Linked DNA regions of Homo sapiens: region 2 is linked to region 1. Evidence: read pairs that join two places in POLR2A ChIA-PET (ENCODE). Cell type or tissue: GM12878. All regions are shown on one strand. Each heading gives the region's core, and the rest is flanking DNA. Links, peaks and the distances in the headings are about the cores only. Region 1 overlaps EVI5 (ecotropic viral integration site 5). Region 2 overlaps EVI5 (ecotropic viral integration site 5).

The links. ChIA-PET counts read pairs that join two places held together with the same protein. Peaks named below come from ENCODE experiments on the same cell type or tissue, not always from the same donor. Only the 100,000 strongest peaks of a DNase experiment are listed, where the experiment ranks them.
Region 2: POLR2A ChIA-PET joins it to region 1 with 6 read pairs; 4 of 35 experiments call an interaction of 5 or more read pairs at or near these places.

What each region holds. Positions count from the first base shown.
Region 1 is chr1:92,577,325-92,594,297 of GRCh38, forward strand. All of the region lies in intron 18 of EVI5 (ecotropic viral integration site 5), which reads right to left. It also overlaps the pseudogene LOC107985727. Among named protein-coding and RNA genes, the nearest start is that of GFI1, 99 kb to the left of the region's middle. RefSeq lists a silencer at 7,145-7,294. In GM12878, for the core only: no CTCF peak of the experiment used is centred there; DNase peaks (open chromatin) are centred at 6,737, 7,247 and 10,347; H3K27ac peaks cover 1,447 bases.
Region 2 is chr1:92,496,745-92,513,717 of GRCh38, forward strand. EVI5 (ecotropic viral integration site 5) reads right to left here. Exons shown (of 20, transcript NM_001350197.2): 20 at 11,952-16,973. The coding sequence ends at 16,912. Among named protein-coding and RNA genes, the nearest start is that of GFI1, 18 kb to the left of the region's middle. RefSeq lists an enhancer at 7,658-7,847. In GM12878, for the core only: no CTCF peak of the experiment used is centred there; no DNase peak of the experiment used is centred there; H3K27ac peaks cover 633 bases.

The DNA.
Region 1 (16,973 bases), core at 4,017-12,016:
TGATTTGAAATATAAATTTAAGGGATTAGCTCACACCACTTGTAGGGACTGGCAGCCTGGAAGTTTTTGTACGGCTTGCCGGCAGGGCAGAAGTCCAGGAAATCCAGGTCAGACTTGATGCTGCAGGGTAGCATCAGTAGGGCGGGCCAGCAGGCTGTCTTGAGGAAAGCTGGTTAGTGAATGCTTCATAAGTTTTCATCTGAACCAAAGCCGGTTCCTAAGATGCCTTCTTCAAACTGTTGGGATCACTTTAAATACACAACAAAGCCTTTCAGCCTGTTCTATCATTTGTCTCTTTGCAAAAAATATTTTATAGAGTAGGTGGATGACTTTAAATTCTGGGAAAGCATAGGGTTAGTCACAAAGAAACCTCTAACAAAGGGAGGATCTGCCATAAAAGGAAAGCATCAAATATCCACTCATTAAGCTTCATTTTGCTCATGAGACATTGCTCACACAGCTGGAAAATTCTGTAGCTGAAGAAAATGTGATTCATCTTCTAGACAGATATTTTAATATCTTCATATTCCACGGCATGGGATTATCTCAGTGAAAGTTTTAGACCCATTTTTGCTTTCTGGCTTTGTTGTTGTTTTTTTGTTTGTTTTGGATACCATAAACTCTAAACAGATGCTTTTGTTTAGTGCAAGGTAGCTTTTGTCTTTTCCCTGTAAGGAAAGGCGCTATGGTGCTATATTTCATTTACTAGTGATAAACACTGTCATGCTAGATTAAGTTAAGATTCTGACAAGTCTTTTGGGTGGTGGTGCACTGCATACCATGACTTTTAAAGAATTAGTTTGAAAAGCCCTTTCTGGATCCATGTGAACGCTATTTCATCTTTCTGTCATTCTACTAATCCACATTGTTATTTCTCTAGATGCTCTTCTCCCAGCTTGATGACTATTATGGTCTAGAACTATTACCCCCATATGGTGGATTCTTGTCACCATTTCTTTCTTTTAGCAAAACTAAAGTGTGGAGAAATTCTGGAATGAAAAATTAATACTAAATCCTCTTTTTTTTGGCATGGCCTCTTTACCTGTGTGTATCCTCATAGGTGGCTTGAACTGAACATAGCCTGGGCCTGGCCCCAAAAGCACTAGAGATTTAAAATGGACGGCCGGGCGCCTGTAATCTCAGCACTATGGGAGGCTGAGGCGGGCGGATTACGAGGTCAGGAGATCGAGACCATCCTGGCTAACACGGTGAAACCCCGTATCTACTAAACAAAATACAAAAAATTAGCTGGGCGTGGTGGCGGGTGCCTGTAGTCCCAGCTACTCGGGAGGCTGAGGCAGGAGAATGGCGTGAACCCGGAAGGCAGAGCTTCCAGTGAGCTGAGATCGCGCCACTGCACTCCAGCCTGGGAGACAGAGCAAGACTCTGTCTAAAAAAAAAAAAAAAAGAAAAGAAAATGGACTCAGTGGTTAAGTAACTTATCAAGGACCACATGACTAGCCAGGAAAAAGCAAGGAGTAGAAGCCAGGTTTCACTCTTAGTCCCATTCTCTTTATATCATTATAAATGGCTCCAATATAAACCATGGTTTTGTTTGTTTGTTTTTAAATAGAGACCAAGTCTTGCTACATTGCCCAGGTTGGTCTCAAACTCTTGGGCTCAAGTGATCCTCCTGCCTCAGTCTCGCAAAGTGCTGGTATTACAGGTGTGAGTCATCATACCCAGCCTAAACCTAAAATCAGGATTTTGATTTGAGACAGATCATAGCAGGACATGTGCTAGAATTGTTTTTCTAAAAATGCAGTACTTATTTTATGTTATTCATGTATCTTTTCTTGAGCCCTCTGTAAAGAGTGATATCAAGTCAAAGTTGGGAAGCAAAGCTGTCAAAGTTTCTCGTGTATCTTCTGTAGCATTGGATGATCAGATGGCTCCTAAATATTCATCTTATTAATAAACCATTCCCTTCCCTAGTCTGTCTGAATGGCCTATGAAGAGTTTATTTTGCCAAAAAATATTTAAATCAACTGATCAGACTATTAGTGTATTCAAATTTAATAAGAGAGCCAATGGAAGGAGGCCAGTGTGGAAAACCAGATTATAATTACTTACGAATCCCTTCTCATATGAAGTCAAGGGAGACCAAGGTACAAAAAATAAAACAAAGATAAATCAAAGACAGCCTATAAAAAATATCAATGGTATTTTATATATTTCACGGAAATAATATACTATAAAATTAATTTCCTTTTTCAGCAATTTTAATGTGATGGTTTGGTTTTACTGTGACTAATACAGTTATTAATAGCCATTTTTCCCCTCTGTATACATTTCTCCATTACTATTTATTACTTTTAGCTTATAAATGGGAGTTCACCTTTTGTATAGAAAGATCTAAATGTTTGAGGGGAAAAAACTAGAAAAAATAGTTTTAACTAAAAAACAAAAGAAAGATATGAGCTCTCAAACTCCTGGGTTCAAGTGATCCACCCGTCTTGGCCTCCCAAAGTGCTGAGATTACAGGTGTGAGCCCCCGTGCCCAACCTAAATTATTTAACTTAAACGGTCGCTTGTGATTAATAAACAAAGTAGAAATGTATTATAGTTTGTACTATCTATTTTACAAATGATAATACTGAATCTTCAAGCTTCTCTTTAACCTTTCATTGTGAATAAACAATGACTCAGGGAGAAGGAACATTTAGAATAATAATCATATATGTATTATTAAAGTAGAAACAATGAAACCTTCAGAATGACAATGTATTTTTGTTGGAATTTTGTATCTATCATTATCGCTATACACTTATCTGATCAAGCTAAAGAAAACCCATGAGGCTAATGCTTGAACAAGAATGGCATTTAAAATTAATTTATATGTAAACATTTTTTTCAGCAAAATTCTAGAAGTTTGTCCATTTTAGAGTCATTCTTTCCTGTTTAATCCAAAAATCAAATTCCACCCAGCAAGGACTGCTATTCCAATAATGTTGTAATCTTTTGCAATTGTCTGCTAGTGATCCTGATTCATATATTGCATTCATAACAACCAAAAATAAAAGAATATTTAATTAACACTAGGCATTCTAAAAGCTTCAAAGCTTAAGTAATAAATTTTAAAAACCAATCAATGATAGTTAAAGTAAGGGGTTCTCAATTTTACATATTTTGTTAAGCTTTATTGTACAGACTAAAATTTTGGTTTTGTAGGCTCAGTATTACTAAGTTGCTTATTGTATTTAGTAGTTTCTTGTATCACCTCTTGTAAGTATCCAATTCGTTCATCACCAAAGTCATTAGGTTTTTCTTCTGAGAGGGAGGTGCCAAAACATGCTTTTTCAGTTGAATTTTGTGTTTTATCTTGCTTGCCATAACATTGCTGCATACACCTTCCATTCCTGCAAATACACTGAGCCTTGTCAGAACCAACAGTCTTATGTCTCCTAAATTAGTCCTTCATGCACTGGTTGCCCAGGGCTTTGATGTCTGGGGGCAGAACCAGGTGCAGCTGCAAGATATGTCTATACAAGGCCTGGACACAGCACTCTGTGGGTGGACTACCAGCCACTTGTTCAAAGGGCTATCTTATCTTTCAATCTGTTAATTTTATTGAATTAATGTTAAGTTGTTTTACAGTGTGAAGCAACTGTAATTCTTCTTATCCTTGAATTACCTTTCTTCTTGGTTGGGATTTTTGGTTTTGTGAATGGTATTTCTTTCTGCTAAATAATAATCAATAATAATTAATAAATAATATAAACTAAATTGTTGTGCTATTTCTTTTCACCATGTTCATGGCTAGGTGATTGTCCACATATTCCAAGTACGCTAATGATATGGATGACACTAACTATCTCTCCACCATATTTGAGATCTATTTCCTTTGCCTTCCAAGCTCAAGCTTGTTCTCACTTTTCTATAGTCTCAGGAAAATGCACAGTGAAAGAAAAAACCTAGCTAAACAAGGGCTCTTCTTACTCTTCTGAGATTTTGTTAAATATCTTGTACTACCTAGTTGGGGGAATATATCACAAAACCTGAGTTTTAGGATTCAGATCATTTCCCATATTCAGTGTGTTGCCCTAGGGCCTTCACTTAAGAGTGAGGTGTCACTTTTCTGATCTCTTTCACTTGGTTATCCTTTGCAGAAGTTTCTACCACTCCTCAGTCAGAAGATTACATACTCATTTTCCTTCTCTCCACATGTGAGATATAAATGAATTCTCCTGGGATTTTGCTGACTTACACAGCCTGGAAATGGGATAGATAGTCAAGGTTAGAAGCCAAGCCCTGGCAGGCCTCTCTGCTCTACCACTGTCTGCTTCTTTTGTTAGCTGTCACTTTTTAAAGTTTATTGCATTAGGTTATGTTCCTTTTCCTCTCAGGTTTATTGGGCAAGTTTTTGCTTAAAAAAAAAAAAACTATTTACTATTTTGTTAGATAGTTGGGGTAGGTAATTCTGGGAGTTTCAAGCCATCTTTGGTGCAACATTTATTTAAATAAAGTATGTAAAGGAATCTTTACACAGAAAGTACTTAAAACCTGCTACCTGCTCTTATGGCATAGAAGGTCAATACATGACTATTTTCTCCCTCCTAAAATTCATTCAGCAACTATTTGTTGAGCACCTGTGATATGCCAGGCACCAGGCATACAGCAGTAAATAAGACAAACAAGGTTCTAATGTAGTCACGACTCGCTTAACAATGGGGATACATTCTGAGAAATGTGTTGTTAGGGGATTTCATCGTTGTGTGAACACCGTAGGGTGTATTTACACAAACTTAAATGGTAGTGCCCACTATACATTTAGACTATACAGTATAGCCTACTGTTCCTGGGCTACAAATATGTACAGCATGTTACCGTATGGAATACTGTAGGCAACTGTAACACAGTGGTTAAGTATTTGTGTGTCTAAATATTTAAACATAGAAAAGGTACAGAACACATACTGTCTCATAATCTTATGGGACCCAGATGATATATGTGGTCCATCGTTGACTGAAACATCATGGGGTGTGAGAGTTAATTTTTAAAGTAAAAATAATTTCAGGCACTGACAAGAGCCATAAAGAATATAAGACATGATAATGAGACACAGTAACAATGTGAGGGGCCTACTTTACAAAGGTGGTCAGGCAGTGACTTATATCTAGGCTGAGATTTAAATGATGAGAAGGTATCAGTCATGGGAAGATTAGGGAGCACAGAATTGCAATCATAAAAAAGAGCACAAGCAAAAGCCTTAATGTAGGAATGAAAGAGCTTGATTCAAGAAAAAAAAAGGAGGTGAGTAGTTGCTAGAACTAACTGGTGAAGGAGAATGCCATTTAAAATGGGTCAGAGAAATGGGCAGGAGCCAGACAACACTCAGGGACTTTAAGGCCAGAAAAAAAGGTGGCCCTTTTGCTTGGTAGCCCAAGTTTCCTTTGTTACTTTTTCCCTATAATTATCTGGAAGTTCTAGTTCTTATTTCCTTTCTAGCAACAGTTACTTTAAATGTCATTTAAATATACATAAAATATTATAATGATAATCATATAAATTCATAAAGAATAAAAAGTGAACTCATATCCTCTACTCTTTTGCACCAAGCCCTTTACTATCTCCTGAAGGAATATTTCAACAGTTTTGACAGGATCACTGCAGCCAATTTCAATGCATTTAAGTACATATGCATGTAACATATATACATATTAACATGCACATGTACTTAATATATATAAATACAATACATATACTCACAAATGCTTTTTAATACATACAAATGGGAATATATATTCTGCTTATAATTTGCTTTTTTCACCTAGTATGTCTTGTAGATCTTTATTCTTTCTGAAAGACGCAGAATATTCCAGAGTATAAATATACTATAGTGTAACCATTCTCCTACTGATGGGTAGTTACTATTTTTTCTAAATATTAAAAATAACCTTGGGGTCAGGCGCGGTGGCTCATGCCTGTAATCCCAGCACTCTGGGAGGCTGAGGTGGGTGGATCACTTGAGGTCAGAAGTTTTGAGACCAGCCTGGCCAACATGGTGAAACTCCATCTCTACTAAAAATACAAAAAATTAGCTGGGCATGGTGGCACGTGCCTGTAATCCCAGCTACTTGAGAGGCTGAGGCAGGAGAATCGCTTGAACCTGGGAGGCGGAGGTTGCGGTAAGCCGAGATCACGCTACTGTGCTCCAGCCTGGGCGACAGAGTGAGGCTCTGTCTCAAAAAAAAAAAAAAAAAAAAAAAAAAATTAGATTTTTCATCCACCTTCATCAGTTACATAAAGAATACAAAGAAATCTAAAATAGAAGGAAAAAATCAGAATAGGAATAAAATTTTTAAAAAGATGGCTTATTTAAATTTGCAATTATTTTCTAGTATTGTACTGGCCAATGGTATTAGAAGTATAAGCTACTGGAAGTACCAATGCCTTCTCTCTCTCTCTCTTTTTTTTTTTTTTTACATTCTTTCCAGATATCTAATATAACAAACTGAAACTTATAATTAGTTATTAAATTTTCACATATTAACTTTAGGATAGGAAACCACTACTTAATATATTTTAACATTTTACTCCTGGCTATTAACATTTACAACATGGGTTACAAATAGGTATCATACCTCTAAAGGAAGTAACAGAAACAATTAGTAATCTCTCTCTGTTCTTTTTCATAGAGATTTCAAAATAAATCTAAGGTTATGCATAGGATGTGGGTTTTTCTCCGGGAGTAGTATTACAGAAGGTTTGTGGTATTAGAAGGGTCATGACACAATGCAAGTTGCTTAGTCTCAAACACAAGCGTAAAGCTTTCATTTTAAGAATATTTTATATTATACCCACAGATGAAAAATCTAACAAAAAGAGACACGGTGGTACATAAAGATATATTCAAGTGCTCTCTCTTTCGTAAAAAATCAAACCTTTTTAGAGACAATTTAAAAAGCAATCTCTTGATTGTTTAAAAGGTTAAATAATGCTTTTTTTTTTCCAGGCTTTATTATGAAACTATGTTCAACGGTCACAGAGGCAACCACATTAACTTGCAGCATGGATACAAATTTTAAGTTCTACATTGATATTTTCAACGCACATATGAAGCAAAATGTCTTAAGCAAATTATTACTGCATATGAAATTACTATAGTAGAAGAAAACCCAATAATTTGAGTAAATCTGTAACACTTGGTAAGTAATCACTCTGATTAATCAACATCACCTTACTGAAATATCAATAGCAACCACTAGGCTTTAGTAGGTTATTACTGATTTGTACTTTGCCAAAAGAAAAATTAATCAGAATGGTAAATGTGGTAAGCGGTAGCCTCTCCATGACTTCAAGGTGACTCATTTGAAACTTCTAAAAACAAATCATACTCATATCATGTACTACTGATAAGTTTTTGAAACAGTTTCCTGTAATTTAAAGTCATGGACAAAGGTTTGAATATTCTTCTTAGTAATTAGAAAAAGTAAAAGTACACATAAATGTCTTTTAAAAACCAATAATGAAATCTGAAAAATATATAAGGGATAAAAGAAATCAAATATTTGGCTAGTATTTTTCAGTATTAAGACTGATTTAATTCCATTTCAGAAGAGAAATATACATATACACAGGACTAGCTAAAGGCACAGTTTAAAAATACCAGCCCAAGGCCGGGTGTGGTGGCTCACACCCATAATCTCAGCACTTTGGGAGGCCGAGGTGAGCAGATCACCTGAGGTCAGGTGTTCGAGACCAGTTTGGCCAACGTGGTGAAACCCCATCTCTATTGAAAATTTAAAAATTAGCCAGGTGTGGTAGCAGTCACCTGTAATCCCAGCTACTCAGGAGGCTGAGGCAGGAGAATTGCTTGAACCAGAAGGCTGAGGTTGCAGTGAGCCGAGATTGCACCATTGCACTCTAGCCTAAGAGACAGAGTGAGACTCCATCTCAAAAAAAAAAAAAAATCAGCCCAGTGCTTTGCAGGGCTGAGTCAGGATTATTTGAGGCCAGAAGCTCAAGATCAGCCTGAGCAACATAGCAAGACCCCATCTGTACAAAAAATTTAAAAATTAGCAGGGCATGGTGGGGTGTGCCTGTATTGCTAGCTACTAGGGAGGCTTAGGTAGAACTGCTTGATCCCAGGAGTTCAAAGCTGTAGTACGCTGTGATTGCACCACTGAACTCTGTCCTGGGCAACAGAGCAAGACACTCTCCCTCTCTTAAAACAAGTCAGCATTCACACAAGGTCTAAAAGGTAGAAAATATTCCTCATAAATCATAATTTAATTGGAAACAAATCAATTTTGTGACCAATACTTAAAATTTGATATAATTCCAATGGCTCCTAAAAACTATGGACTCACAAACTAGTTTTAAAAAAAATTAGATACTTTTTAGAAAAGTTTTAAATTTACAGAAAAATTGAGAAGATAGAGAGTTCCCACATACCCTCCCACAGTTTCCCCTATTATTAATATATTAGTGTGGTACCTTTGTTACAATTAATGAACCAATATTGATACATTACTACTAAAGTCCTTAGTTTATTCAGATTTCCTTTGCCTTTGTTTTTTAACCTGTTTTTTTTTTTTCCTGTTTCTAGAATTCTATCCAAGACACATTACATTTAGTTGTAATGTCTCCTTAGGTTCCTTTTGGCTGTGACAGCTTCTTAGACTTTGCTTGTTTTTGATGATCTTGTCAGCCTTGAGTCATTACTATTCAGGTATTTTGTAAGATCTCCACAAGGGGAATCTGTCTGATAGTTTTCTCATGGTAAGACTAGGGTTATGGGTTATCAAGAGGAATACCAGAGAGGTAAAGTGCCATTTTCATCATGTCACATGATATCAAGGGTATGTACTATCAGTGTAATTTATGACTGTTGATGGTAATCTTAATCACCTGGCTTAGGTAATCTTTGTCAGGTTTCTCCACTGTAAAGTTACTCTTTTTGTCCCCCATACTTTTCCTTTGGAGGGAAGTTGCTAAGTGCAGCCCATGCTTATGGAGTGGAGATTTATACTTCCCCTCCTTGAGGGTGGAGTATCTACAAAAATTATTTAGAATTCTTCTGCATATTTGTCTCTTAACTCACATTTATTAATTTAATCATCATTTAAATCAATATAGGCTCATGGATATTTATTTTATACTTTGGGTTATAATCTACTTTGGGTTATTATACTTTGGCTTGTGTATTTCAAGTATGTAATACTTCAAAATTTTTTTTTTCTCAAATTGTTCTACCTTTGGTCATTGGGAACTCTTTCAGTTGGCTCCTCTGTCCCTTCAACACACTCCAATTAATGTAGGTTTTTTTTTTTTTTTGGCTGTGTGTGTGTGTGTGTGTGTGTGTGTGTGTGTGTGCATTTTGAGTACTTCCTTACTTATTGGCATTATAAGGTGCTCCAGGCTTATCTTCTATATTTCCTGTCCCCGTCCTAGAATCAGCCATTTCTTTTTTTTTTTAATTTTATTATTATTATACTTTAAGTTTTAGGGTACATGTGCACAATGTGCAGGTTAGCTACATATGTATACATGTGCCATGCTGGTGTGCTGCACAGAATCAGCCATTTCTGTGAGAAGCCCTGGTCCCCTTCACTGGAGAATGGTATTAAAAACCAAAATCTGGGCACTAAGTGTACATAAACTAATTTTTAATAACACCAAGTGAGCATATATATTATGGTACTTAAGAGTCCAAACTCCCCTAATTCTTAACTGAGATCTTACTATGAGCTCATCTTGGGGGATCCAAATGATGTTCTTCAATTCTAGATATAGCAATATCCTAAAAACCTCTAGATACTTCATCCCTTTAAATTTAACTGTGTACTGAAGTTGGACACGAAAGAATCTCTGAACACTTCAGAAAAAAGTTTTTAAACAGAATCTCGCAATCCCTAATGACTAGATAGCAAGCTAGGTAAAGCAGTCTATGTACGTATTTTCCTGACAATTAATATTAAGACAAGATACAATTACAGAAGATATTTTTTCAAATTAAAAATGCTTAAAATTGAGAAATGCCTTAAAGAAAAATGAAAAATATTTTAATATTTAGGTAAATTGCTCAAAACGAAAGCCATAAACGATTGTGCTTCAGGGGCAAAAAAAAAAAAAAAAAACTATTAACAAGTTAGCTCAGGAAACTGGAAAGTACAAACTAATCACAAAGCTTTATGATAAATTCCATCATTTAGTAATGTCATGGTAATTTCACATAATTAAAAAATATAATATTTTTAAGTTAATGGTAAAGGTTTTATCACTTCCTCTCCATCTCTGTCAAAACTACATACTGATCTGAGCACAGTGATTTAAACCTAGCACCCTCATTCTATGTCAGAACAGAATTTTGAGTGGGCGTTTTTAAGCCAAGAGTGGTTGGGGTATTGCCCATCTGAGGCATCCCTAGAGGTTATCTGTTGGGCAAACTAATCAAAATGGGTAAATGTTACTGGGTACCAGGAAAAAAACCAAAAGTTGGATTTGAGTAGACCTACACTCTTTTAAATGAAAAACTTTCCATTACTTGTAACAAAGTGGCGTTAATTTTATAGATGTGCTTAGCCCACAGAAGCTTTTAACATAGTTACAAAAATCAATATGCTTATCTTTATAATAACCAAAATACAAACTCAATCCCAGGTTAAATACTAGAAGGCTTGGGTTTAATTCTCACCTATTTTCCTTAACTAACTGAGGAAAAAATTGACTTTTCTATGTTTTGTTCTACTCCATGGAATTTAGAGATAGCTCCATTTAGTATTAATGTAAAAATAAAGTCTTCAAATAATAAATAGCATTTAGATGGTGGAAAACTCCAGTAATAAGAGGAAACTTAATTTTTTAACCTCATTTCCCTCCAAACTAAATACCATGAATTCTTACAAGTATTTTTTGAATCAGTTCAATTAAATCTTTTTAACAGCTTAAATGTCATCTAACTGATCACTCCCATGCTCAAAACCCTCCAATGATTTTCCATCTGAGTCGGGAAAGGTCAAAGTTTTAGGTCCTACATAATTGGCTCTATTTACCTCTCAGACTTCCTCTAATTCCCATGTCTCACTCCACCCAGACTCTACTTCAGACTTGCTCCTTATGTCAGGCCCTTTGCCTGTACTATTCTCCTAGTAAGTAGTTCTTCCCCCAAATCTTCATGCCTCATCTGATTCAAATGTTTGTTTAAATAAATATCCCCTTCTAATGAACCTTTATAAACCACATTGTGAAAATAGCAACAGTCCTCCATCCCTAATACCAATATCTTCTCATTCTCACATTTTTCTCCGTTGTCTTCCACTGTCTAAATTTCACACCATAAGATTTATTTTTTTCATCTAACTTCTCATTCTACCATAAAGCTCAATGAGGAAAGGGATTTTTGTATTTTGTTCACTAATCCAGGTAGTGTTTAGAATAGTGACAGGCACATAGTAAGTACCCCATAAATATCTACAAAATTGAAACCAATACTTCATTTAAATTAGAAACTTAATCTGTTCTTCACATGTGGGTTTTAAAATTAGAATAACATTTAAAGTCTAATTGATATTTCAAAAAATAAACTATTACATACAAATTATTTCAGTAAATAAACATATTTTGACTGTGGCTAGTATGCCGATATTGGAAATATAAAGTCAAATAATGGTCCTTACCCTCAATGAACTTCAGCTGCACATGGTGGACAGAAAAATTGAAAAGAATTAACTACAGTAGTGTGAGATGGTATAAGAAAGATCTCTAACAAAGGGTATTAGAAGAGCAGAGATACACGAAATCAGGTAAGATGGCATTAACAGGGAATGCTGATCACAACTGGTCAAGCTTAAGCTGACTTTTGGGGGTGGAGCCAATATGGCCGAATAGGAACACCTCCAGTCTACAGCTCCCAGCGTGAGTGATGCAGAAGATGAAAGATTCCTGCATTTCCAACTGAGGTACTGCGTTCATCTCACTGGGGATTGTCAGACAAGGGGTGCAGGACACTGGGTGCAGCACACCGAGCGTGAGCCGAAGTAGGACGAGGCATCACCTCACCAGGGAAGCACAAGGGGTCAGGGAATTCCCTTTCCTAGCCAAGGAAAGGGGTGACAGATGGCACGTGGAAAATCAAGTCACTCCCACCCCAATACTGCACTTTTCCAATGGTCTTAGCAAACAGCACACCAGGAGATTGTATCCTGTGCCTGGCTTGGAGGGTCCTACGCCCACAGAGTCTCGCTCATTGCTAGCACAGCAGTCTGAGATCAAACTGCAAGGCGGCAGCGAGGCTGGGGGAGGGGCGCCTGCCACTGCCGAGGCTTGAGTAGGTAAACAACACAGCCGAGAAGCTCCAACTGGGTGGAGCCCACTGCAGCTCAAGGAGGCCTGCCTGCCTCTGTAGACTCCACCTCTGGGGGCAGGGCATAGCCAAACAAAAGGCAGCAGAAACCTCCGCAGACTTAAATGTCCCTGTCTGACAGCTTTGAAGAGAGTAGCGGTTCTCCCAGCACGCAGCTTGAGATCTGAGAACCGACAGACTGCCTCCTCAAGTGGGGCCCTGACCCCTGAGTAGCCTAACTGAGAGGCACCCCCCCGTATGGGCAGACTGACACCTCACACGGCCGGGTACCCCTCTGAGACAAAGCTTCCAGAGGAACGATCAGGCAGCAACATTTGCTGTTCACCAATATCCGCTGTTCTGCAGCCTCCGCTGCTGATATACAGGCAAACAGGGTCTGGAGTGGACCTCCAGCAAACTCCAACAGACCTGCAGCTAACGGTCCTGACTGTTAGAAGGAAAACTAACAAACAGAAAGGACATCCACACCAAAACCCCATCTGTACGTCACCATCATCGAAGACCAAACGTAGATAAAACCACAAAGATGCGGAAAAAACAGAGCAGAAAAACTGAAAATTCTAAAAAGCAGAGCGCCTCTCCTCCTCTAAAGGAACGCAGCTCCTCACCAGCAATGGAACAAAGCTGGACGGAGAATGACTTTGACGAGTTGAGAGAAGAAGGCTTCAGACGATCGAACTACTCCGAGCTAAAGGAGGAAGTTCGAACCCATGGCAAAGAAGTTAAAGACCTTGAAAAAAGATTGGACAAATGGTTAACTAGAATAACCAATGCAGAGAAGTGCTTAAAGGAGCTGATGGAGCTGAAAACCACGGCACGAGAACTACGTGATGAACGCACAAGCCTCAGTAGCCGATTCGGTCAAGTGGAAGAAAGGGTATCAGCGATGGAATATCAAATGAATGAAATGAAGCGAGAAGAGAAGTTTAGAGAAAAAATAATAAAAAGAAATGAACAGTCTCCAAGAAATATGGGACTATGTGAAAAGACCAAATCTACGTCTAATTGGTGTACCTGAAAGTGACGGGGAGAATGGAACCAAGGTGGAAAACACTCTGCAGGATACTATCCAGGAGAACTTTCCCAATCTAGCAAGGCAGGCCAACATTCAAATTCAGGAAATACAGAGAATGCCACAAAGATACTCCTCGAGAAGAGCAACTCCAAGACACGTAATTGTCAGATTCATCAAAGTTGAAATGAAGGAAAAAATGTTAAGGGCAGCCAGAGAGAAAGGTCGGGTTACCCACAAAGGGAAGCCCATTAGACTAACAGCTGATCTCTCAGCAGAAACTCTACAAGTCAGAAGAGAGTGGGGGCCAATATTCAACATTCTTAAAGAAAAGAATTTTCAACCCAGAATTTCATATCCAGCCAAACTAAGCTGCATAAGTAAAGGAGAAATAAAATCCTTTACAGACAAGCAAATGCTGAGAGACTTTGTCACCACCAGGCCTGCCCTAAAAGAGCTCCTGAAGGAAGCACTAAACATGGAAAGGAACAACTGATACCAGCCACTGCAAAAACATGCCAAATTGTAAAGACCATCAAGGCTAGGAAGAAACTGCATCAACTAACGAGCAAAATAACCAGCTAACATCATAATGTCAGGATCAAATTCACACATAACAATATTAACCTTAAATGTAAAGGGGCTAAATGCTCCAATTAAAAGACACAGACTGGCAAATTGGATAGAGTCAAGACCCATCAGTGTGCTGTATTCAGGAAACCCACCTCAAGTGCAGAGACACACATAGGCTCAAAATAAAGGGATGGAGGAAGATCTACCAAGCAAATGGAAAACAAAAAAAGGCAGGGGTTGCAATCCTAGTTTCCAATAAAACAGACTTTAAACCAACAAAGATCAAAAGAGACAAAGAAGGCCATTACATAATGGTAAAGGGATCAATTCAACAAGAAGACCTAACCATCCTAAATATATATGCACCCAATACAGGCGCACCCAGATTTATAAAGCAAGTCCTCAGAGATCTACAAAAAGACTTAGACTCCCACACAATAATAATGGGAGACTTTAACACCCCACTGTCAACATTAGACAGATCGAGACAGAAAGTTAACAAGGATATCCAGGAATTGAACTCAGCTCTGCACCAAGTGGACCTAATAGACATCTACAGAACTCTCCACCCCAAATCAATAGAATATACATTCTTTTCAGCACCACACCACACCTATTCCAAAATTGACCATATAGTTGGAAGTAAAGCACTCCTCAGCAAACGTAAAACAACAGAAAGTATAACAAACTGTCTCTCAGACCACAGTACAATCAAACTAGAACTCAGGATTAAGAAACTCACTCAAGCCGGGCGCGGTGGCTCACGCTTGTAATCCCAGCACTTTGGGAGGCCAAGGCGGGCGGTTCACAAGGTCAGGAGATTGAGACCATCCTGGCTAACATGGTGAAACCCCGTCTCTACTAAAAATACAAAAAATTAGCCGGGCGTGGTAGCAGGTGCCTGCAGTCCCAGCTACTTGGGAGGCTGAGGCAGGAGAACGGCGTGAACCCAGGAGGCAGAGCTTGCAGTGAGCCAGGACCTTGCCACTGCACTCCGGCCTAGGTGACAGAGCGAGACTCCGTCTCAGAAAAAAAGAAAAAAAAGAAACTCACTCAAAACTGCTCAACTACATGGAAACTGAACAACCTGCTCCTGAATGACTACTGGGTACATAATGAAATGAAGGCAGAAATAAAGATGTTCTTTGAAACCAATGAGAACAAAGATACAACATACCAGAATCTCTGGGACACATTCCAAGCAGTGTGTAGAGGGAAATTTATAGCCTTAAATGCCCACAAGAGAAAGCAGGAAGATCTAAAATTGACACCCTAACATCACAATTAAAAGAACTAGAGAAGCAAGACCAAACACATTCAAAAACTAGCAGAAGGCAAGAAATAACTAAGATCGGAGCAGAACTGAAGGAAATAGAAACATTAAAAGCCCTTCAAAAAATCAATGAATCCAGGAGCTGCTTTTTTGAAAAGATCAACAAAATAAATAGACCACTAGCAAGACTAATAAAGAAGAAAAGAGAGAAGAATCAAATAGATGCAATACAAAATGATAAAGGGGATATCACCACCGATCCCACATACATACAAACTACCATCAGAGCATACTATAAACACCTCTATGCAAATAAACTAGAAAATCTAGAAGTAATGGATAAATTCCTCGACACATACACCCTCCCAAGACTAAACCAGGACGAAGTTGAATCTCTGAATAGACCAATAACAGGCTCTGAAATTGAGGCAATAATTAATAGCTTACCAACCAAAAAAAGTCCAGGACCAGATGGATTCACAGCCGAATTCTACCAGAGGTACAATGAGGAGCTGTTACCTTTCCTTCTGAAACTATTCCAATCAATAGAAAAAGAGGGAATCCTCCCTAACTCATTTTATGAGGCCAGCATCATCCTGATACCAAAGCCTGGCAGAGACACAACAAAAAAAGAAAATTATAGACCAATGTCCCTGATGAACATCGATGCAAATATCCTCAATATAATACTGGCAAACTGAATACAGCAGCACATCAAAAAGCTTATCTACCATGATCAAGTGGGTTTCATCCCTGGGATGCAAGGCTGGTTCAACATAGCAAATCAATAAATGTAATCCAGCATATAAACAGAACCAACGACAAAAATCACATGATTATCTCATAAGATGCAGAAAAGGCCTCTGACAAAATTCAACAACCCTTCATGCTAAAAACTCTCAATAAATTAGGTATTGATGGGACGTATCTCAAAATAATTAGAGCTATCTATGACAAACCCACAGCCAATATCATATTGAATGGGCAAAAACTGGAAGCATTCCCTTTGAAAACCGGCACAAGACAAGGATGCCCTCTCTCACCACTCCTATTCAACATAGTGTTGGAAATTCTGGCCAGGGCAATCAGGCAGGAGAAGGAAATAAAGGGTATTCCATTAGGAAAAGAGGAAGTCAAATTGTCCCTGTTTGCAGATGACATGATTGTATATCTAGAAAACCCCATCGTCTCAGCCCAAAATCTCCTTAAGCTGATAAGCAACTTCAGCAAAGTCTCAGGATACAAAATCAATGTACAAAAATCACAAGCATTCTTATACACCAATAACAGACAAACAGAGAGCCAAATCATCAGTGAACTCCCATTCGCAATTGCTTCAAAGAGAATAAAATACCTAGGAATCCAGCTTACAAGGGATGTGAAGGACCTCTTCAAGGAGAACTACAAACCACTGCTCAATGAAATAAAGGAGGACACAAACAAATGGAAAAACATTCCATGCTTATGGGTAGGAAGAATCAATATCGTGAAAATGGTCATACTGTCCAAGGTAATTTATAGATTCAATGCCATCCCCATCAAGCTACCAATGACTTTCTTCACAGAACTGGAAAAAACTAAAGTTCATATGGAACCAAAAAAGAGCCTGCATTGCCAAGTCAATCCTAAGCCAAAAGAAAAAAGCTGGAGGCACCATCCCACCTGACTTCAAATTATACTACAAGCCTACAGTAACCAAAACAGCATGGTACTGGTACCAAAACAGAGATATAGATTAATGGAACAGAACAGAGCCCTCAGAAATAATGCCACATATCTATGACTATCTGATCTTTGACAAACCTAAC
Region 2 (16,973 bases), core at 5,093-13,092, 80 kb before region 1:
GGTTCAAGCAATTCTTGTGCCTCAGCCTCCTGAGCAGCTGGGACTACAGGCACCTGCCACCATGACCAGCTAATTTTTTTGTATTTTTAGTAGAGATGGGGTTTCACCATGTTGGCCAGGCAGGTCTTGAACTCCTGACCTCAAGTGATCCACGTGGCTTGGCCTCCCAAAGTGCTGGGATTACAGGCATAAGCCACCATACCCGGCCATGTTCCTTGGTTCTCCACATAGTCAAAGGTATTATGTAGAGAGTCACTACACTGCTTGCCTCTCATGAGCGGTGAATCAGGAGTGTCAAATGCATTTATTTTGCATAACTCTAAACAGTTCACGTCAAGGACTATCAGTGTTCTCCATACTATTAGAATTACAGCCCTTAGCATTTTGGGGTCTTATCATATTAAGCAGCCAACCCCAGAAACCCAAAACCAACAAAAGAACTCCATCCTTAATATTCTGTTCCTCTAGAACCACTCCTGGTACCAAAATCTGTATTAGTCATGGGTCTCTAGAGGGACAGAACTAATAGGATACACACACACACACACACACACAGACACACACATGCACACACATGTATATATATAAAGGGAAATTTATTAAGTAGTGTTAACTCACATGATTACAAGGTCCCACAATAGGTTGTCTACAAGCTGAGGAGCAATGAAGACAGTCTGAGTCCCAAAGCTAAGAGCTTGGAGTCCGATGTTCAAGAGCAGGAAGCATCCAGCACGGGAGAAAGATGTAGGATGGGAGGTTAAGCCAGTCTAATTTTTTCACATTTTTCTACCTGCTTTATATGCTGGCAATTGATTAGATGGTGCCCACAGATTAAGGGTGGGTCTGCCATTCCCAGCCCACTGACTCAAACGTTAATCTCCATTGGCAACACCCTCACAGAGACACTCAGGATCAATACTTTGCATCCTTCAATCAAGTTGACACTCAGTATTAACCACCACAATACCCAAGTCAAGATCTAGAATATGTCCAGCACCTCAAGTGCTTTACTGAATTTGCATTTTAAATCAGTTGCTTAAAGTGGGAGACCATTACTGAGCTCTGGTTAAAGACTGGCTTGGTGGCTCCAAAAATCTGGGCTATTGACTATGGTTTGTAGAGTTAGGTAGAGTGGGCTTCCTATGAGCCAAGTTACATCTGGGATGCCAATCCTTCATCTTTCCTTGGAGATTGTTCACATTGCCAAATCCTCAGGTCCTCCCACAAGTTCACAGCAAAGGATGTTTTATTGTTTATTGCTTATTTGCATGAAAAATATTGAACATCTTTTTTTTAAATTTTATTTTACTTTAAGTTCTGGGATACGTGTGTTGAACATGCAGGTTTGTTACGTAGGTATACATGTGCCATGGTGGTTTGCTGCACCTATCAACCCCATCATCTAGGTTTTCAAACATATTTTTAAAAATCAAACTCTACCTAAGAGAATAGAAAAATATACCCAAAGTATCTATCACTCAGCTTCAGCAGTAAATCCATGGCTAATCATGTTTCATTTTTGTCCCCTGCACTGCTTCCCTCCTCCACTAGTCTACTTTGAAGTAAATTCCAATATCATTTCATTTCTTCCTGAAAATATTTCAGAATGTCTCTACAAAGAATAAGGAGTCTAATTAAACTAAAGAGCTTCTGCACAGCAAAAGAAACTATCACCAGAGTGAACAGACAACCTACAGAATGGGAGAAAATTTTTGCAATCTATCCATCTGACAAAGATCTAATATCCAGAATCTATAAGGAACTTAAACAAATTTACAAGAAAAGAGCAAACAACTCCATTAAAAAGTGGGCAAATTACATAGGCACTTCTTGAAAGAATACATACATGTGGCCAACAAACATGAAAAAAGTTCATCATCACTGATCATTAGAGAAATACAAATCAAAACCAAAATGAAATACCATTTCATGCCAGTCAGAATGGTGATTATTAAAAAGTCAAGAAACAACAGATGCTGGAGAGGCTGTGGAGAAATAGGAAAGCTTTTACACTGTTGGTGGGAATGTAAATTAGTTCAACCATTGTGGAAGACGGTGTGGTGATTCCTCAAAGACTAGACCCAGAAATACCATTTGACCCAGCAATCCTATTACTGGGTATATACCCAAAGGAATATAAATCATTCTATTATAAAGATACATGCACAAGTATGTTCACTGAAGCACTATTCATAATAGCAAAGACATGGAATCAACCCAAATGTCCATCAATGATAGACTGGATAAAGAAAATGTGGTATATATACGCTATGGAATACTGTGCAGCCATAAAAAGGAATGAGATCATGTCCTTTGCAGGGACATGGATGGAGCTGGAAGCCATTATCCTCAGCAAACTGACACAGGAACAGAAAACCAAACACCACGTGTTCTCACTTGCAAGTGAGAGCTGAACAATGAGAACACAGGGAGGGGAACAACACACACTGGAGCCTGTCGGTGGGAGTGGGGGTAGGGAGAGCATCAGGATAAACAGCTAATGCATGTGACGCTTGATACCTAGGTGATGGGTTGGTTGGTGCAGCAGACCATCATGGCACACGTTTACCTATGTAACAAGCCTGTATGTCATGCACATGTATACTGGAACTTAAAATAAAATTAAATTAAAAGAAAAAAGAATAAGGAGCCAGGTGCAGTAGCTCATGCCTGTAATCCCAGCACTTTGGAAGGCCAAGGTAGGTGGATTACTTGGGCCCAGGAGTTTGAGACCAGCCTGACAATATAGTAAGGCCCCATCTTTACAAAAAGTAAAAAAAATTAGCCAGGTGTAGTGTTGCACACCTGTAGTCCCAGCTACTTGGAGGCTGAGGTGGGAGGATCAGTTGAGCCCAGGAAGTTGAGGTTGCCATGCCACTGCATTCCAGCCTGGGTGACAGAGTGAGACCCTGTCTCAAAAAAAAAAAAAAAAAAAAAAAGAATAAAAAAAGAATAAGAACTGTTCCTAGCAATGGCTTTTGAGCCAAAGGAAAATTATAGAAAATCTTTAATTTTATATGGGTCGAATAGCCATTCCAGATTTTGGTTTTATTCATTCATCAATTTAAATTGGTAAATAAAGATGGTATATATTTATGATGTACAACATGATATTTTGAAATATATATACATTGTGGAAAGGCTAAATCAAGCCAATCAACATGTGCATTATCTCACATACTTACTATTTTGTAGTGAGAAAATTTAATATCTATTTTCTTAGCAATTTTCAAATACAGAATATGTTATTAACTATAGTTAATACTTAGTAGACAATAATTAATTGTCACCATGTTGTACAACATATCTTTTTAGCTTATTCCTCCTGTTTATTGAAATTTTGTATCCTTTGACCAACATCCCATCCCACCCAACCCCATCCCAAGAGTGGTTACCACTCCTGGTAACCACCATTCTACTCTCTGCTCTTATGAGTTCAGCTTTTATATATTCCACATATAAGTGAGATTGTGTGGTATTTGTCTTTCTATACCTGACTTATTTCACTTATGATTTTTTGTCATTAATCCTACTAAGTTTTCTTGGCTACCCAGCAGTCCTTGACAAATCATTTAACTAGGAAGATGATACCCTCATTTGCAGTGAAAACTGGCAATGAGTTTTCTATATCCAAAGCAGTTTATTTAAAATTCAGCTAATGATAAATTACCAGGTATCTGAACGCTCTCAGCCATTTCACTCTTCTCAGTGCCCTGACCACTCTAATCTCCAGGTATGCTGGCCCTGGGAGAGGGATGCTCTTAGTTAAACCAGAGAAAGGATAACTCTGTGTAATTCATAATAACCATTCTAAGGATGGTAGGAAGCATAGTAGCAATAACATATGCTATAACTACAATCTATGAAGCTATCCCTATGATTAGAGAGAAAAATAGGAAAATTTCCCCAATTATATTCAATATCACAAACTTCCATGTGTAATAAATAAAAGTTTTCAGCCTAAACATTGGTGGAAAAACTAGTAGAATCGAATAAAGTCTGTAGTTTATACTATTGTGCAATTCTTAATTTCTTAGTTTTAACAAATGTACCATGATTATATTAGATATTAGAGGAAGCTGAGAGAAGGGTATATGGAAACTCTCTACTATCTTTGCAACTTTTCTGTAAATCTAAAACTATTCCAACACAAAAAATTTATTTTAAAAAGCACTTGATTCCTACCTCTCACCATATACAAAATGATTCATCAACCTAAATGTAAGAGCTAAAACTATAAAAGTCCTAGAGGAAACATAGGAGTGAATCTTTGTGACCGTGAATTAGGCAATGGTTTCTTAGATATGACACCAAAAGCACAAGCAACCAAAGGAAAAATAGATAAAATAGACTTCATCAAATTAAAGTTTTGTGTTTCAAAGCACACCATTAGGAAAGTAAAAAGACACCTCATGGAATAGTAGAAAATATTTGCAAAATTTGCAAATAATATATCTAATAAAGAATTTGTATGCAGAATATATAAATAACTCTTACAATTAAGCAATAAAAAGCAAATAACCCAATTTTTTAAATGGGCAAAGGATTTAAGTAGACATTTTCCAAAGAATATATATGAAGGGTCAATAAGTACATGAAAAGATGTTCAACACCATTAGTCATTAGGAAAATGTAGATCAAAACCACAGTGAGATTCCACTTCATACCCACTAGGTTGGTTAAAATAATAAAAGACATAAAGTGTTTAGCCTGATTTAATCATTCTACATTATAAACATATATCAAAACATCACATTGTACCTTATAAACATATATAACAGTTATTTTTCAATTAAAATAAAATTAAATAATATTAAAAAAACAAAACAAAGGAAAAATAGTAAGTATTGATGAAGATGTGGAGAAATTGGAGCCCTTATCATATATTGCTGGTGGGATTGTAAAATACTTCAGACACTCAAAACAGTTTGGCAATTCCTCAAAATGTTAAACATGGAATTATTGGCCAGGCGCGGTGGCTCATGCCTGTAATCCCAGCACTTTGGGAGGCCAAGGCGGGCGGATCGCGAGGTCAGAAGATTGAAACCATCCTGGCTAACACGGTGAAGCCCTGTCTCTACTAAAAATACAAAAAATTAGCCAGGCATGGTGGCAGGTGCCTGTAGTCCCAGCTGCTCGGGAGGCTGAGGTAGGAAAATGGCGTGAACCCGGGAGGCGGAGCTTGCAGTGAGCCGAGATAGCGCCACTGCACTCCAGCCTGGGCGACAGAGCAAGACTCCGTCTCAAACAAACAAACAAAAAACCATGGAATTATTATATGACCCAGCAATTCTACTCCTAGGTATATGCCCAACAGAATTGAAAACCTATGTCCACATGAAAACATGTACATAAATGTTCATTGCAGCATCATTCATCATAGGAAAGAAATGACAACAGACTAAATCTTCATTAACTGATGAATAGATTAACAAAATGAGGTATACCCATATGATAGAATATTATTCAGCAAATAAAAAGAAAAAAACAATGAAGCACTAATAGATGCTACAACATGGATGAGCCTCAAAAAATTATGCTAAGTGAAGCACACACAGAAAGCCACATATTCTATGATTCATTTATATGAAATGTCCAGAATAGGCAAATCCATAGAAACAGAAAGTAGAATAATGGTTGCCAGGGGCTGAGAAGAGGAAATGGTAAGTAGTTGCCAGTGAGTATTAGGTTTCTTTTTTCATGCTGAAAATACTCTGAAATTAGATAGTGGTGATGGTTGTACAACTCTGTGCTGTACTATGCAATTGTACACTTTAAAAGGCTGAATTTTATAGTGTGTGAATTATATCACAATAAAGCCATTGTTTCTAAAATGTACTCAGAGTACTTGTTGGCACAGAGTAAGTACTATGTTTCCAAATAGTCACTGCCCTCTCCCTGGGATGTCTTAGCATGTGACTTACCTTAGCCAATGAAATGTGCCTCTGGTCGTGCGTGGTGGCTCACGCCTGTAATTCCAGCACTTTGGGAGGCCGAGACGGGTGGATCATGAGGTCAGGAGTTCGAGACCAGCCTGGCCAACATAGTTAAACCCTGTCTCTACTAAAAATACACACACACACACACACACACACACACACACACACACACACACACACAAATTAGCCGGGCATGGTGATGCACTCCTACAGTCCCAGCTACTCGAGAGGCTGAGGCAGGAAAATCGCTTGAACCCGGGAGGCAGAGGTTGCAATGAGCCGAGATCGCGCTACTGCACTTCAGCCTGGGAGACAGAGTGAGACTCCAGCTCAAAAAAAAAAAAAAAAAAAAAAAAAAAAAAAAAAGAAATGTGCCTCGAAATGATGTATATCACATCCAGGGAGAAGTTTTGGGAACGAGCATGTGGTTCACTGTATCCCTTTGCCCTCTGCCACAACACTCAGCAATGTTCAAAATAGAAGTAGCATCATCAGCCTGGGTCCTAGAGTAAAAACAGCATAGAGCAGAGCCACAGCCAGCATTTGATGGACACACAGCATGAGTGAGAACTGATGTAAACCACTGAGATTTCAGAGTATTTGTTAACACAGTAAAATCCAGCCTATCCTGACTAATGCAGGATATTACTGTATAATAATAACTACTATTATCATTACCACTACTAGCAATCAGAAAGTAGAGACTGTTGTGCAATCACCTCAAACAATACTTCCAATGTGCCACACATGGCAAACATGTGGAGATACCATGTGGACAGAGGACACAGATGAGAAGTCAAGTCAGAAGGAACATTCACATCAATAACTCCTTACCAAGCAGGCTGTACTGGTTCTGGGGAATTCAGAGATGCCATGCACAATCTTTCTCAGGGAACTCAGCTAACAACAGCAGCTGCTGTTGATTGAACACTTACTATGTGCCAAACCCTTTAGGCTCCAGTACACGCATTGTCTCCAGTCTCACCAAAGAGCAGTTTGGTGATGAACAAGAAACGTCTCCAATTTTCACCCACAAATAAACAATTCTATTTTAGAGAAATTAGTGAAGCAAATGAAAGGTTGTGGGATCCGTTTAAAATAGCTGCAGAGTGTCAGCGGCTGTGAGCCAGACCAAACAGCACACCTTCCCACACACCCTACTTGGGCCTGTGATTACTCAAATCCCAGCACTGGCCTGGGGAGCTGCCCACCAGGAACATCCCTCCACAGCACAACTAGAAGGCAGCTTGCCAGAAAAGGGCAGAGCTGGACCTGCCTTCAGCCTCTGAATGGACTAAGAGTTAACAAGTGGAAATGCATGAAATTGTTCTTTAAAAATTTGTGCTTAACATCATGACTCCCATGCTTTGGTTTTCTACCACTTCACCCGGCAGCTTGCTTTTGTAGTTCTGGCACGAATTCAGCCGGGCCGAGGGAGCTGGGAGAGGGAAATGGCTCACGGACTCCTGGGAAGCCGAAGCTTGACCTTAAGAGTATTTGGTGGTAAGGAGGCTGCAGAGACAAATATTCATTCATGTGCTAAAGGTTTTAAAACTCTCTCTTTGTAAATGGAGCATGGTTAGTCTAATTCTGCACTCCAGTGACAGGCACAAGGACAGATGCTGGACCTTGAGACATACAAAAGTGACAAAGCAGGCTGATGAATAAGATGTCATCTCTTCTACCCACGACGAAGTCATCCTGGTTGAGGTTAGGCAGGGACACACAAAATTGTGCCTTGAATGTAGAAGTACAGCAAGCACCAACGGGGTGTATCTGTTCCTGTCCTGGGACAGGAAGGGCATAGGTGACACCAGAGACTAGGAAAGCCTCTGCTGGAGGGGAAGAGCCCCTTGGTGGGGGGGAGAGACAAGGCTTGACTGGTTTGCTGTGGAGGGGGTGGTGTGCAATGGCTGCCGTCCCGCCCTCTGAGGCAGAGGCAGGGAACAGTTAGGAGCTCCCAGGTGCATCTCAACTGCCACAGCATCTCAGCCTTGGAGTCTCTCATGTGTACAGTATGCATTTCCTTTAAAAAAAAATCAGAGAAACAACATCTTTAAAGCCAACCAGTTTCTTTCCACCTGACCCTGCTTTCTCCTGTAACTGAGGACAGCCTCAGAGAAGACGCTATGTGGTCTCTGAAAAGGTGGCCAACCGTAGGCAACAGGGGAGTGAGGACACAGCAGCCTTCTGATCTCACCGTGGACACAGTGAACTGACAGTCAGTTCAGGAGGAGTTAAAAAGTTCTCTGGGCCTGGTTTAAGATGCTCATTTTCAGACATTCTTGGTAAAATCTGGAGTGCAGGAGAGATGCAGCTATAGACCCAGTTAGGTGACATCAGCAGGTCACCTCTGAGCAGGTCATAGGGTAGGAGAGAATGGGGCGTGGTACATAAAGGTTGTGGCAGGGTCACGGGCACCATCCTGTACACAGGGTGGGGAATGGGCAGGGAGGGGGTAGGGACGCAAAATAAGCCCCTCCCCCAAGTTGAAGGTAACCTCTGAATTCCCACGGCAGTGCTTCTGTTCTCCTGTATCTCTTGCCCCATGCATGAGGGTAGGAGTTGGTCTGGTTCATCTTTGCTTCCTCAACAGTGACTGATCTGTGCCTTGTGCCAAAGCAATATTGTGTAATTAGAGGACTCTGGAGCTAGGCTGGCTGCATTGGAATCCTGGACTTTCTACTGATATTTGTATTTCACAGATGTTTACCTCGTTTCAATAATGAAGACATTGAGGTAAAATGACTTCTTCAGTTATTCATGCATTCATTCAACAAATATTTATTGAGAGCCAAGGCACTGCTGGGATAGAGATAAAAATCTCTGCACTCATAAAGCTTGCATTCTGGTGTGGAGATAAACAATAAACCAACAAATATGTAAAATGGGTAGGATGTCAGACTGTAATCACTGCTATGGAGAAAAGTAAAGCTAGGAAGAGGCTTTTTCAACGGAAGGATCAGAAAAGGCCTCCTGTGCAGGTTGAGCAGAGACCTGGTGGAGGTGGGGAGCTGCCTTGTGGTATTTAGCTGAGCATCCTAGGAAGGGCAGGGTCCTGATGGGAGTCTGGTGTGTCCATGGATCAGCAAGGAGGTCATAATTTTTTGTTGTTTGTCCAGGATTAATCAATACAAAGCTTGAGTCCCAGTCTAGTGCTCTAGTGCTAGAATTTTACGCCTAAACATTTTCTTATTTCATGGGCGCTGCAAATTTTATAACCGCAGGTTTTACTTTTTTTCCTTCTAAATATCTTTATTTGAATATCTTTAGTAAATAAGTTGACTTTAAGTTCTTTATTTCTTTTGAGATGGGGTCTTGCTATGTTGCTCAGGCTGGTCTTGAACTCCTGGGCTCAAGTGATCCTCCTGTCTTGGCCTCCCAAAGTGTTGGGATTACAGGCATGAGCCACCATGCCTGGCTGATGCTAAATTCTTAACATGCCTAGTATTTTTTTTTTTTATCATTTTAACCATTTTTAAATGCACAACTCAGTGGCATTAAGTACAATCAGTGTCATGCAGCCATGACCACTATCCATCTCCAAAACTTTTCCAGCATTCCAAACAAAAGTTCTGTATTCATTATGCCGTTAACTCTCTTCCCTCACCTCCACTGCTGGGTAATGTCTACTCTATTTCTGTCTCTATGAATTTGCCTGTTCTAGATATCTCATATAAGTGGAACCATACTATGTGTCTGGCTTATTTTACTTAGCATGTTTTCAAGGTTCATCTATTTTGTAGCATTATACTTTTACTTTTTTATGGCTGAATAGTATTCCGTTGTATATGTAGTATATACCACATTTTACTTATCCATTCACCTGTTGGTCATATGGGTTGTTCCCACATGTTGGCTATCATGAGTAATGCTGCTGTGAACATTGATGTACAAGTATCTGAGTTACTGCTTTGAGTATATGTCTAGAAGTGGAATTGCTGGGTTACATGGTAATTCTACAATTAACATTTTTAAAGACCACTGAACTGTTTCTCACAGAGGCTACACCATTTTCCACTCCCAGCAGCAATGTACAAGGGTTCCAGTTTTTCCACATATTTTGCCAACGGTTTTTTTTTTTCTTTTGAGCTCCCGGGTTTTCACAGGGCATATTTTCATTTTTTAAATAGCCATCCTAATAGGTGTGTAAAATGGTACCTCGTTGTGGTTCAGATACTACTTTTTTCACTTACTGGAAACAGAGTCAAATTTGTGATGCATCTTTAATAGGGGTGTGTGTATATATATATGTGTGTGTGTGTATGTGTATAAATATATACATATAATTTTTTTTTTAAAGAGACTGGGGCTTGCTATCTTGCCCAGACTGGTCTCCAACTCCTGGCCTCAAGGGATCCTCCCATGTCATCTTCCCCAAGTGTTGGGATTACAGGCATGAATCACGGTACCTGGCTGGTGTGTGTGTGTGTGTGTGTGTGTGTGTGTGTGTGTGTGTGTGTGTGTAGTTTATGTTTTTGTATTTTACAAACCCTTGTGTCAAGGGCTGACTTTCAATAGATTGCAGTGAGGGAGCTGCTCTGCCATTTACAAAACCCCAAATGATGTATATATTCTTATGTTTGGCCCGAGTGGCTCTTTTTATGACCCAATTCTAAATTTATAGCAGTGGTTCTCAACTAGCAGTGATTTTCATTCTCTGTCCTTCCTGCTGGTGACATTTGCCCATGTTTGGAGACATTTTGGGTTGTCCCAACTAAAGGAGGGGGTGTTACTGGCATCTACTGGGTAGAGGCCAGGGATGCTGCAAAACATCCTACAATGTACAGGGCCTCCCAAAACAGAATTATTTGGCTACTTCCAAATGTCAGTGACAAAGTGGAGACTCCCTGGATTATATAGCTTGTCATATTTCAGGTATCTACAAAACGTACCTTAATTCCTGTTGGGAATAAAGCAGAATATATAGTAAGCTCTTGCTTGTGAACTAAATGACATTAACATTGTGATAAAGATGCAGAAGGTATAACTTTCCTTTTATGATAGTAGCTATATGTGTACTCAAATTATATATAATTGAATGTATTTATTGAATTAGTTGCTAATTAATAACCTAAAGTACAATGTGAGATGAAAATACTGCTATTGAGATTTCCAAAAAATTACCATGTTCCTGAAGGAAACAAACCTAGACATCTTTCACTAAAGATGGTCTTTCATTAAATTAAAAAATATTTACTGGGCCGGGCGTGGTGGCTCACGACTGAAATCCCAGCACTTTGGGAGGCTGAGGCGGGCGGATCACCTGAGGTCGGGAGTTCGAGACCAGCCTGACCAACATGGAGAAACCCCGTCTCTACTAAAAATACAAAATTGCCGGGTGTGGTGGCGCATGCTTGTAATCCCAGCTACTCAGGAGGCTGAGGCAGGAGAATCATTTGAACCCAGGAGGAGGTTGCAGTGAGCCGAGATCTTGCCATTGCACCCCAGCCTGGGCAACATGAGTGAAACTCCATCTCAAAAAAAAAAAAAAAAAAAAAAAAAAAAAAAAAAAAAAATTACTGAATGCAATCACGTGCCAGATTCTCTGTTTAGCACTAAAAATATGTGGGTGGACCAGGTGGATGTAGTCCCTGCACCTTCGGAGCACAAACCTTGCTAATGAACGTTTCACATCAGGCCAACCTTTTTTTTTTTTTTTTTTTGACATGGAGTCTTGCTCTGTCGCCCAGGCTGGAGTGCAGTAGTGTGATCACGGCTCACTGCAACCTCCACCTCCCGGGTTCAAGCGATTCTTCTGTGTCAGCCTCCTGAGTAGCTGTGACTACAGGCATGCACCACCACACCTGGCTAATTTTTGTATTTTTAGTAGAGAGAGGGTTTCACCATGTTGGCCAGGCTGTTCTCGAACTTCTGAGCTCAAGTGATCTGCCCGCCTCGGCCTCCGAAAGTACTGGGATTACAGGTGTGAGCCACCGCGCCCCACCCATTTGTTAACAGTGTTTTGATGCCCCTCCTCTTTTAAAGTTGAAAAGCTGAAGGAAACAGAAATTCTTATAAAATGGAAAACTTTAATTGTTTAAAGAAAAGGCACAAGTAAACATTTCAGGTTATCATACAATGTTACAATAAAAAATTCCAATAGCAAAATGAAACACATTATAACTTTGCTTCTTGGTAGTATACTGAATGTATTATTCTATCATCTCCTCTTTGGAGTAAAAAGAAGGGATAGGCAGATCAATGGATGTGATGTAAAAACTTGGATCATAAATAGCATCCACTATACCTTTAACCAGAAATTAAACTTCAGTAGAATTAAAATTAATTTTTAAAACTTAGTTTTGTTAATAATAGAGCAGCAGTAACTTTCAAGCTAAAACTCATTGTTTTGGTAAGTAAATAACTGATTTCATGAAATGTTCGCTGTCAATGTCTGGTATGTTAATATACATTAATCAAGCTGGTCATGAAACAGTTTTACCAAAATATAATTCATATACTTATTTTACTTTAAACCTGAATATTACAGTACATTATATAAAAGATAAATGAGAATAAGGAACTAAATTATTTCTTACGATGTCAGAAATAATATACTTAAAAAGGTGTAGACCTTATTTTCAATCAAAGGCACTATCTGGAGAGTTAACAAGCTGCATCATGTTCAGAATTGAGAAAAAGTTTTTCTCCTTCCCAAATAACTGGCTGATTAGTAGAAACCTGTCATCTCAGCAAACACTGAATACCTAGTATCTAGCCAAAAAACAAACAAACAAACAAACAAACAAAAAAGACGGTGGGGGCAGAAATTGTGTAAAATTACATCTTTGACTTCTTTTCCCAGGATTTTTTTTTTTTTTAAAGAGACAGGGTCTTGCCATGTTGCCCAGGTTGGAGTGCAGTGGTTATTCTTTCACAGGTGTGATCATTACACACTACAGCCCCAAACTCCTGTACTCTAGTGATCCTCCTGCCTCAGCCTCTTGAGTAGGTGGGACTATAGGAGTGTGCCAATTTCTAAAAAGGCTGTTGAAGTGTTTTCTTGATCTAAAAGTGTCTGTTTCATTAACTCAATGCAATTTCCATTTTATTCACATCACTTGTATCCTCTACTCTCAGCTTGTCAACCCAGGATGGCAATGACACCAGGAAGGTAACTGTCCCAAGGGAGCAAGCTTTCTTATTATGAGTCATTTCATTCACTTTTCTCCCCTGAATATACTCAACTCTAAGTGTTTAACTTAATAACATTCAAATATCACAAAATGTCAGTAATTAAATAAAATTCATCGAGAACATTGTTCAATGCTTCAAAGTCTTGAACAACATACTTACATTAATTTGAATGAAAAGGAGTCAAACCAAGGCATAATATCCTATTGCATCCTAAAGGCCTGGGAGATTTTAAACTCTTCTAAGGTGTATTTGAATCAGATCTTCAAAGAAAAGAGTGTTATTTCTAGTTTTTTGTTGTCCAAATTACAAGAGTTTCAACGGATTAAGGTTTCCTTACCATGATTCTTTTAACACCTAATTCCTAATCAGAAATGGTACTTAAGAATATCAACGTTTAGAATTCAAACATGATTCTAGAAAATTTCTTATCTTAAAGTCAAACTATAACCTTTACTCAATAAAGCATACTCTTAAAGGTCTGTGATGCATGCTTTAAAGAACAGTGATGGGATTCTGGAGTTCTTTCCTTTCTTTCTCCTTCTCCAAAGATACAGATATCTTTCTACAGTTTTCTATGGAATAAGAGACTTCATCATATAAAATGGCTGGCATGTTTTCCCTTTTGAATAGTTCTGATTATAATATCCACCATGAAATTTTACGTTTCCAAATCATAAGCTTAATAGCAAAAGCAAACAATTTGACCTACCACTGAGCTAAATTGAAGAAGAAAAACCTGCATTTTAGAGTATCTGTTATCAAGGGTTAGCAAACTTTTTCTGTAAAGGATCAGATAAATATTTTAGGCTACCTGGGCCATATGGTCTCCCTTGCAATGACTCAACTCTGCTACTGTAGCACAAAGCGGCCATACACAATATTTAAAAGGGTGAGCATGGGTGTGCCCCAATAAAACTTTACTTATGGACACTGCAATTTGAATTTCATATAATTTTCATGTGACACAAAATATCAGTCTTTGGAATTTTTTTCCCAACTATTTAAAAAAGTAAAAACTGGCAGCTGACTGCAATAGCTTGTAGGCTGCACTTTGCTGACCCCTGGTCCAGATCATTCAGATTTCTTGATGTGAGGGTCAAAGCAATAATGTGGCCATGCATCATCTCACTTCACTTGGACATTGATAGCTTTCTGGGCTGATAGTATAGAACTCCGAACAAAAATCCCCAAAGCACAAGACAATCCTACGAGTAAGTAGTATCTACACTCACAGACTGTGTAGAGCTTGTAAGTGTTGATACTCATCTATCTATCTGTATATATATTCAGGAAACATTTAAATCAAATTCATTTAAATTATGTTGTCAAAAAAGCAGGGAATTGCCAGGTGTGGTGGCTTACGTCTAGTAATCCCAGCACTTTGGGAGGTCAAAGTGGGTGGATCACCTGAGGTCAGAAGTTTGAGATCAGCCTGGCCAACATAGCGAAACCCCATCTCTACTAAAAATACAAAAATTAGCCAGTTGTGGTGGCGTGCACCTGTAGTCCCAGCTACTTGGGAGCTGAGGCAGGAGAATCGCTTGAACCCGGGAGGTGGAGGTTGCAGTGAGCCAAGATCGTACCACTGCACTCCAGCCTGAGTGCAGTGAGACTTCATCTCAAAAAACAAAAATAAAAACAAAACAAAACAGAGAATTGAGAAATTCTTCAGCTGAACCCTTTCAAAAGCTTTGGTGTTAGGGAGATCTAGGTTAAAATCTTGGCTCTTGCTGGGAGCAGTAGCTCGCACCTGTAATCCCCACACTTTGGGAGGCTGAGGCAGGAGGACCACTTGAGGCCAGGAGTTCAAGACCAGCCTGGACAACACAGTGAGACACCTGTCTCTATATTAAAAAAAATCTTGGCTCTGCTACTTACTAGCTTGTAACCACAGATAAGTTATTTAACCACCAGAATTTAGCCTGGTGTTAAGGACAGACACGCAGGGGTATGTTTTCAATTTCATTTCTCAGGCAAGCAAATAGCTACAAAAACCTTGCTGGAAAGCCTAGTCCACAACGTACCTGAAGGCTTAACTCCTAGTTTTTGACAGAAAACTACTTTTATCTCTTCTACTCTATTTCATATTTTTTTTTTTGCCGCATGCAACATACTGTGCAAAACTGTGCCTCCATACATACTGAATTCTACTTTTCTCTTCCAAGGCTTTTTCCATAGGTTAACAAAATGTTTTTTTTTTCATAGGCTAACAAAAATGAGAGTAGAAAGTACCCAGTCAACATATTCATGTCGTCTTTCCATAGTGCAAGTATAATTTGGGTGTTTTCTCTAACTTATCAGTGACAGGCATCCTGTTTTCTAGGAAATAATATCTAAATGATATAGGAAAAACTGGTAGGAAAGGATTCTTATGGCTTTATCTATAGAACAAAAACTAGAGATTCTGAAGATCATGTTAATAGATTATTTGTAGATATAATTGCTATGTTTCTTGGACCTTAGCCCATTGCTTAAATTATATTCAGTAGAATATTAGCACTAACTAATATGTGCTATAACCTCTTCAGTCATGAAAAATTTAGTAGTTACATACACATGAAATAAAAGATTCCACCAACAGTGTTTTTGAACAGGCATCAGTTATGAATCTGCTAGTATTGAATGCTAAGCAAAATACTAAAGCTCTTAAAACATTAGTGTTTTATTTTTAACTTTTAACCTATTATTTACAGAAGTCCTGTTAGATGCTGAAAGCAGTCATTTTGCAACATGTATGTTCTTCATATAAAATGATGTTCAATGTTAGGTGGTACAGATTTATAAATATGTACAAACAAAACAGTATGTCTGTAGTTAACCTACTACTCTAGTAACCAACACATGGAAGCATCATATGCACATAAAAGTTAAACATTAAAACAAAACTTAAAACTCTCAAAACAGATAATCATGAATTTGTGTTTATAAAATTATATAGAATAAAGGCTTTGTGTGTGGGGACTTTCAGTGGCCCACCAATAATTTTCATGAAAAAATAAAAATAGAAAAAAAAAACCTCCCAGACACAAACAGACAAGGTAGGCTGGGTGCAGTGGCTCACACCTGTAATCCCAGCACTTTGGGAGGCTGAGGCGGGTGGATCACTTGAGGTTAGGAGTTCGAGACCAGCCCAGCCAACATGGTGAAACCCCATCTCTACTAAAAATACAAAAAATTAGCCAGGCGTGGTGGTGCGCACATATAGTCCCAGGTACTCGGGAGGCTGAGGCAGGAAAATTGCTTGAACCTGGGAGGCGGAGGTTGCAGTGAGCTAAGATCACACCACAGCACTCCAGCCTGGGTGACAGACTGAATCTCTGTCTTAAAAAAAAAAACAACAATAAAAAAAAAAACACAAGGTAAATCAGATGTATGTCTTGGTCAAATGTCTGTAGACAGCCACCTTGAGAACAAATTGATAAACATAAATACACAATTTGCTCACTGAGCATAAAATATTGCACAAGAGCAGTTTTGTCTGAAGAAAATTCAATTTTCCATAGTTTTGAACTTCAGAATGGTTCCCACATATAGATATAGTTGCATTTTCTAAACAAGAAACATTAATATTCAGTAATACTGTTAGAACCTTGTTTTACACATTAACCATATACCAGTCTACTTTATGGCAATGGTAAATCAGTGGTAAAGATTTGGCAAAGATAAAAAGGCAGATAAGACTGTAAAATATATATATATATATATATATATATATATATATATATATATATATATATATATATGTACATATGAAACAAATTATTTCCAAAAAGCCCTAATCATATGATAACTGATCCCTTAAATAAATCCATAGTCTAGGTCACAGTGATGGTCAGACAGTGGTTGAATACGACTCTCTTCTTCTCGGGGGCCGCTCCTTTTGAACCACTTGGT